Regions from separate parts of the Homo sapiens genome. Here region 1 is linked to region 2. A link is a contact called in ENCODE Hi-C data. All regions are on one chromosome and are shown on one strand. Each heading gives the region's core, a stretch centred on a gene start or an enhancer-like site at or near the end of the contact. The rest is flanking DNA. Distances are from core to core; before and after follow the strand shown.

The links. Hi-C counts contacts between places; a loop is a spot of excess contacts on that map. Pooled maps may share reads with other maps.
Region 1: a loop to region 2 is called in a pooled map, with 5 times the contacts of the local background. The contact joins the promoter of ETFRF1 here to the promoter of PYROXD1 in region 2. A Hi-C loop is called at or near these places in 7 of 50 pooled maps.

Annotation. Positions count from the first base shown.
Region 1 is chr12:25,193,890-25,197,549 of GRCh38, forward strand. It overlaps ETFRF1 (electron transfer flavoprotein regulatory factor 1), which reads left to right and starts at 1,348. Exons shown (of 3, transcript NM_001001660.3): 1 at 1,348-1,448. DNAI7 (dynein axonemal intermediate chain 7) reads right to left here and starts at 1,271. Exons shown (of 16, transcript NM_018272.5): 1 at 1,187-1,271. The coding sequence starts at 1,189. RefSeq lists an enhancer at 1,589-1,708.
Region 2 is chr12:21,435,863-21,439,145 of GRCh38, forward strand. It overlaps PYROXD1 (pyridine nucleotide-disulphide oxidoreductase domain 1), which reads left to right and starts at 1,793. Exons shown (of 12, transcript NM_024854.5): 1 at 1,793-1,952. The coding sequence starts at 1,869. RefSeq lists enhancers at 1,622-1,701, 1,752-1,941.

The sequences.
Region 1 (3,660 bases), core at 98-2,597, 3.8 Mb after region 2:
CGGCTCACTGCAACCTCCGCCTCCCAGGTTCAAGCGATTCTCTTGCTTCAGCCCCCTGAGTAGCTGGAATTACAGGTGCGCGCCAACACGCCCGGCTAATTTTTGTATTTTTAGTAGAGACTGGGTTTCACCATGTTGACCAGGCTGGTCTCGAACTCCTGACATCGTGATCTGCCCGCCTCGGCCTCCCAAAGTGCTGGGATTACAGGGGTGAGCCACCGCGCCAGGCCTCCACTCCCTATTTCTTCCCACCATATGTGGAAAACTCGTATTTATACTTTAAAACAGGTTGAAAAGCACCACTCTCCTTCCCTTGTTTCCCCTCACTGAAATTTCATCATTTCCAACTGTGTGTTACCCCATTTTAGATGCTTCAATTGTTACAGTTGTAAAGCTGTATTGTAATTAATTTGTTTAATCTGTATCCTATAAGCAGAGTTGTCGTCATGTTCTTCTTGGTATTCTTGGCTTCTAGCCCAGTGCCAAGTACAAAGAATGCACTCCACATTTTTCCCTTAATTAATGAATTAAATAAGTAATTACATTCTCCACTTCCTCTGGTTTTAATTATAGAAAATGTCTTGATGGAAACCACATTTAAGAAAATCAGAGATACTCTCATAGCTACATGTTGGCCTGTCTCCTTGCTGAAAACATGGCAGTTGAGGAGTGCAGAAAAACAAAATGAGAAGCCTTATCATATTTAACTAATGCAGGATGAGAACCTTGAATCACAAAACAATTCATATTCCCACAAAAGACGACATAAAATATTTTTTCAAAGCAGAGTAAATTGCATTAGCTTTTAATTAACTGCTGGAGAAGTACTAAAACATTTCCGCCAAGTTGCAATAAGAAAATTTAGTGGGAACGTCTATCACTACTGAAAGTTACTAGGTTGGGACCAATTTTCAAGCTTAGCAACATTCGAGATCAGGATACCGTGTGACAGCTTTGACCATCTCCCGTTTGCAGAAACTGGTTTGGGACTCCTACCTGTCCGCCTGGTCCAGGTAAGGAAAGCCATTGCTGAGAAGAGGGCCGACCCACCCCAAGGTATGAGTTATTTCCCAAACCGACCCGCTTCGCTGTAAAATATGACTGGCTCTTGATTACATTATTTAACACTGGTGAAGCAGAATCAGTGGTCGCCCCTCCACCTGTCTGCCTCATTTGCCTTGCTCACCATTAAGAGTCAAGCTCCACTGCAGTAGTCCGCAGAGTCGGAGCAGAAATTGTGTGGACAAACGCTCCCGGGTTGCCCGGACGACAGGCCCCGCCCACTTGAGCTCCAGGAAAAGAGCGCAGCCGCGCGGAGGCTCTTCCGGCCGGCGCCCCGCCCCCTTTACTGACAGGTTGCCCACCTCCCCCAACGCCACCCCGCTTCGCAGTAGACGGACAGAGGAGTCGTAGCGGTCGAGGCTTTTGCGGCTCCGGCGTGCCGGAAAGTGCGTGAGTGCCGCCGCCGGGGAGTTTTGTTCCATTTCCCGGATCCTGGGGTCTGGAGGCGAAATATGCTCTGGGCGAGGACCACCGGGTGTGGGAAGAGGGTTCTGAGCGTCTCCTGACGTTGACGGTTTATTTCCTAGAGTGTGTTGGGTCTTTCTGTGAGGGTTTCGAGAAGGAAACAGGCATGCGACTGGTTCATGCAGCGGACACCCGGTGGGAGGCCTGGGCCTCTGCGGTTTAATCCAGCAGGGGGATGGGGCTCATTCCGCAATTTAAAGAGAGAAATAAGTTGGCTCCAGAGGGTTGGTTATTTTAAGATTAATGACCTTCGGATTCTTCTTTCTGCTCTATTGTTTACTTTCTGTGCAGCGTACGCGTCCTTTTTCCTAAGAGCGCCCTAAACAAGAATTGAAAATGAAGCAATTCCTGGCTAAAATATTCCTTAACATGAAGATCGCTGAGGCCCCAAAGACTCATTAGTTTCCCGAGGTCACAGACTAATTTTACTAACCACACAACCTTTAGAATTTCAGTCTCCTCCCACATGAAGAAACGCCGGCACCTTACACCGACAGGAAAACTACAATTAAGTGAGGCTGTTCTCCTCAAGCCCGACTGAGTTCTCTGTAATTGTAGGGCATACCTACACCCTGTTTTAGCATTATGAGACCTGAAATACTTTTAAATTACTGGCACCATTTCTCATCTCTGAATTATAAGTTTATAATGCTCTATCCCTTCCAGTGTTATTGACTACATGCATTATTCATAGATAAGTAGTAGGACTAAGCTAGTCTTTGTGGGTTAAAGTGTTATTATCCCTATTGTAACCTGTAACTATTATAGGTTGTGTAATAGTTATTAGCATTTTACATCCATATCCTGGTAGCAAGATAAAAACATTTTAATAGCGACTTCGTACAGAGTTCTTACTCAGTTTACCATAGCTGTTTGATATGAAAGTTAAGGCTTCCTTTTAAATTAGTTTCAGTAAAACTAATGTTTAATGATAAAACACCTCAGTCAACTCAAGTTAGGATTCATCGGGGTAAGGAGATAGTTCAGTAATCCCAAGTTACCTTAAAATAGTGGGCTTTTAGAGGAAAGGCTTTACTGAAGCTCTCACTGTATCTACCCCATGGGGAACAATGATTAACAACTTTGGCCACCACATAACCCCCAGTAAAATGACAATTTTCCATTAGCCTGGAACTGGAACTGGTTAAGTCCTAACTCCTTAGCCTAGAATGACAGGGGGAAAAAACTATCAATGGGGACTGCAACCGCTGTCTCATCCAGCGCACACATCCAAGTTTTCAGAATAATAGGGGGCTTCTCTTAGTCCTTAACTCTTGGCTCTTTACTTAAAACAGTAACCTCCATGACTTCATGCAGAGTTCAGGAGCAGCCTCAGGGCCCTGCTGAACTCAAAATTGTTTATTCACTACATTGTGAACCCAAGGAGACCTATTTCTCTTAGTGGCTAAAGTAAACCTAAATGCTTCAAGGTCAACTGCATAAAGATAAACTGCATTGCCTGGTGTGGTGGCTCACGCCTGTAATCCCAGCATTTTGAGAGGCCAAAGTGGGTGGATCACGAGGTCTGGAGATGGAGACCATCCTGGATAACACAGTGAAACCCCGTCTCTACTAAAATAATACAAAAAATTAGCCGGGCGTGGTGATCAGCACCTGTAATCCCAGCTGCTCTGGAGGCTGAGACGGGAATCGCTTGAACCCGGGAGAGGGAGGTTGCAGTGAGCCAAGATCGCACCACTACACTCCAGCCGGGTCAACAGAGCAAGACTCCGTCTCAAAAAAAAAAAAAGATAAACTGCATTAATTCATATAAGTTAACATATCAAAGAAGAACAAATTTGCCATAGCCACACTAGTTACATTTTTGCTGGGCAAGTGTTTTATGATACATAATTTGTAAAAAGACCAACAACTAAAAAGGACAACTTAAGCCAGGTCCCTGAAAGCTTTCACAAGTTACAAATTGTGAATTAAATGAAGCTGTGCTGTTAGGCATTAAACAGGTTATAGTTTGCAATTCGAAATTACATCTATGTATATTTAATTTTAAATTATGTGAAAAGAACATGGTTCCGAAGAGGTGTTTTTTGTTTGTTTTGTTTTGAGACAGGGTCTCAAAATGAATTTTGCCCAGGTTGGAGTGGTGGAACAATCACGGCTCACTACAGCCTC
Region 2 (3,283 bases), core at 543-3,042:
ACCCCTTTACATTTGAGGAGCCTCCTACTACTTTGCTTCCCCTCCCACAGACGATGATCTCCTTCCGTTTCCCCTGGGAGCTTAAATTCCACTCCATTCTTCCTTCCGACTTCCATAAAGAGGAAACCCCTGTCACAATATACAAGAGGATCCTGACCCTGGACAATGAATCTAAAAATCTTTAGAAGGACTTCAGGGGAGTTTCATGCTCCACCAACTTCCTATTTCGTTGAGCACATTTTTGTTGAATACATACTCCCTACTAAACATTGGAGATACAAAGGGAGACAAAAATAATCCCTGAGATTATGTAAGCAGTTTATGGTGGTGGTGGGGTCAGGCAGTAAGAATTTACAATAAAGTGGGATAAGTCTAAATTTAGAGGATGACAAAGTGCTATAAGAACACACGGAGAGGACACCTAGCTGTCTTGAGGATGTTAGATAAAGTATCTTAAAGGGGAAGCAATGGCTTGATGAAACCAAAGGTTGATGAGTTAGCCAGGGAAAAGTAGTTGGGAAAAAGATATGTGCAAATGCTCAGAAAGAAAATGGCATATCCTGGGATCTGGAAGTGTAGTGTGGCCTGAATGGAACACAGTGTGAGTGAGATAATGTGAAAATAAGCTGAAGCAAGATGAGATCTAAATGGGCTTAAGGAATGTATTTCCTCCTCCTAGAAATGAATGCTTTGTTTGGTTGCTATACTAGTAACAGGAATTAGACACGTTTATTAAACCGCTTACCATTTAACTTGGTAAATCAAAGAACAATGATTTTTACAGGTATCAGTAAATGCCTGTAATTAGATACGTGGTAGGCTTTCCTGTTAATATATAATGGTTATTCTCAGTGTTTAAAGAATTAAAGGGACTCGGGTAATTACCAGTTTTAGAGTGAACCATTTGAGAGATAATACCTTACCATTACAAAACAACTCCTAGGGAAAGTTATATGAGACAGCAAAGGTAATAGTAAATAGTAAAATAATATGAATAGTGAATAATATAGTAAAAACAGTTAAAAATGATTTAGCAATTTCTTAAAAACAATTGACCACGAAAAAAATTCACAGTAAAACCGAGACTGGGAATATTTCATTCAACCCTCACACATGCTGCTATTGACTGGAAATTTAAGAAATGTTCATTTGTTTTGACAAAATGGAAAGCAACTGTACATTCTTCCTGGAAACTTTAGCTGAGGTCAAAGTTGTAAATGAAAAGGATGATTTTTTAGAGAACAATTCAGTAGTATTGTTTTGCCTTGTCATGAAGAATTTTTGTGCTTCCACAAACAAAAATCTTGGATTGTTAGGTGAACGGTGGCAATCAAGTGGTTTTCAGAAGACTCAAGTTTCTTCATCTACAAAAATGACAGGAGTGGGGTCAGGATGTTCCCGAAGGCTCCTTCTACTCATAAGAGCATAAAATCTGTGCCTCTAATTTCTCGCAGAAACAAATAATGAGAACTTCACACCAATTCATTTATTATATGAATGTTTTGTCCCGTGAGAACACTGGTCTATCTTTAGATATGTAATTTATCAAACTTCTTTGGGCAACCCATCTTCTTTACTTTTTTATTTTTAATTTTTTGGTTTTCTCTTTGTCAAATTTTCATGGAATAACTACATTCAGGTGTAGTAATAGTAACGCAAAGCTCTGAACACCACGAGACAATTCGTTGCTTCCGAAACGCAGCCGGCAGCAGGTACTCGAGATGAGTAGTGTGAGCTCCCGAGCACCCGTAGGTCGGATTATCTGGTAAGGCACCGGAAGTGACCGCCTCGCGGCTGCTTCCTCTCCTGGAGTCCAGAGTCCCGTTGCTCCGCCGCGATATTCAGTAAACCACTGGGAGTCCGGCAGCATGGAGGCAGCGCGCCCTCCCCCGACGGCAGGGAAGTTCGTGGTGGTCGGCGGCGGCATCGCGGGCGTCACTTGTGCGGAGCAGGTAGGGCGGTGCTCAGGCGGTTCCGCCTCTTTCCCCGACCCCAAAGGGGATAGCACTGGAGGCCTTCCTCCCACCCCCTCCCTTTTTCTTCTTCCGGGTTCCTTTTTTGCTGCGCCCTTTTCCGCACTTATTGCTCCCAGATTTTAGAAACTGCTTGGTGGTCCTCAGATGACCTCACTAGCTTTCTCTTAGGCGCAGGGAGGAGTGGGAGGCAAATTATAGCCGAGAAACCAAAGCTGGCTGATCCGTGCTCAGATCCTTGTAATGTCAGAGCAGACATGAGGACTTTGTATTTAGACAAAAAATTCAGCCCCCTTTCTTTTTATTTTTTTTTCTTTTTCTTTGAGACGGAGTCTCACTCTGTCGCCCAGACTGGAGGGCAGTGGTGCGATCTTGGCTTAATGCAAGCTTTGCCTCCCGGGTTCAAGCGATTCTTCTGTTGCGTCAGCCTGTAGCTGGGATTACAGGCGCCAGCCACCACGCCCCGCTAATGTTTGTATTTTTAGTAGAGACGGGCTTTCACCATGTTGGCCAGGCTGGTCTCGAACTCCTGGGCTCAAGCAGTCTGCCCGCTTCCGCCTACCGAAGTGCTGGCATTACAGGCCTGAGCCACAGCACCCGGCCCTCAGCCCCCTTTGTTAATTATCGTAGGTGATTGAGTTTAGTTTCCAGATAGTTGCCAAGTCTTTAGTGCATCTTAACTAATTAATAAAGAATCCCATATGTAAGTTTTCTATACTTCGAACTCCCAAGATAGAAGAAACTTTATTTCTAGTAAAGTTTTGTAAAATAATCAGCGAAGGATTAAATGCATGTAGGGCTTGCTTTCTTGATTATACTGAATAGCCAGACCATATATATTCAGATACATGTGTGTATTCCAAAAAGTTCTACATTATTTTGTTGATATAAAGTAAACATGAGCAATCACTGAAGTCATAAGAAATAGTGGAAGAAACTCAAGTGTTTCCATCGTTGGATGCGTATTTTCCGTTTATTCACTAAGTAAACATATATGATGCAGGCACCGTATTAAGGGCTGAGTGTTCAACTATGAACAGCATGGTATATACCATGCTGGGGACTCACAGCCTGCTGGAAGAGACAATATTACAATATTGTATGTCTATGCAAGAGATATCAACGGTTATCTTAGAGGTGCCTGTGGAGTATGTAGGGAGTGAATTAGGGAAGAGGAAATTTTTTTAATCAAAGAAGGTATTTTTAAAATCTCATTATGAAAGAATGAGTGAAAGTTTACCAAGTATTCAAGAAAAGAATGTCATCTCCAGTGGAAAAGCATGGATCATCAGGGAGCAGTAAAGCTTAAA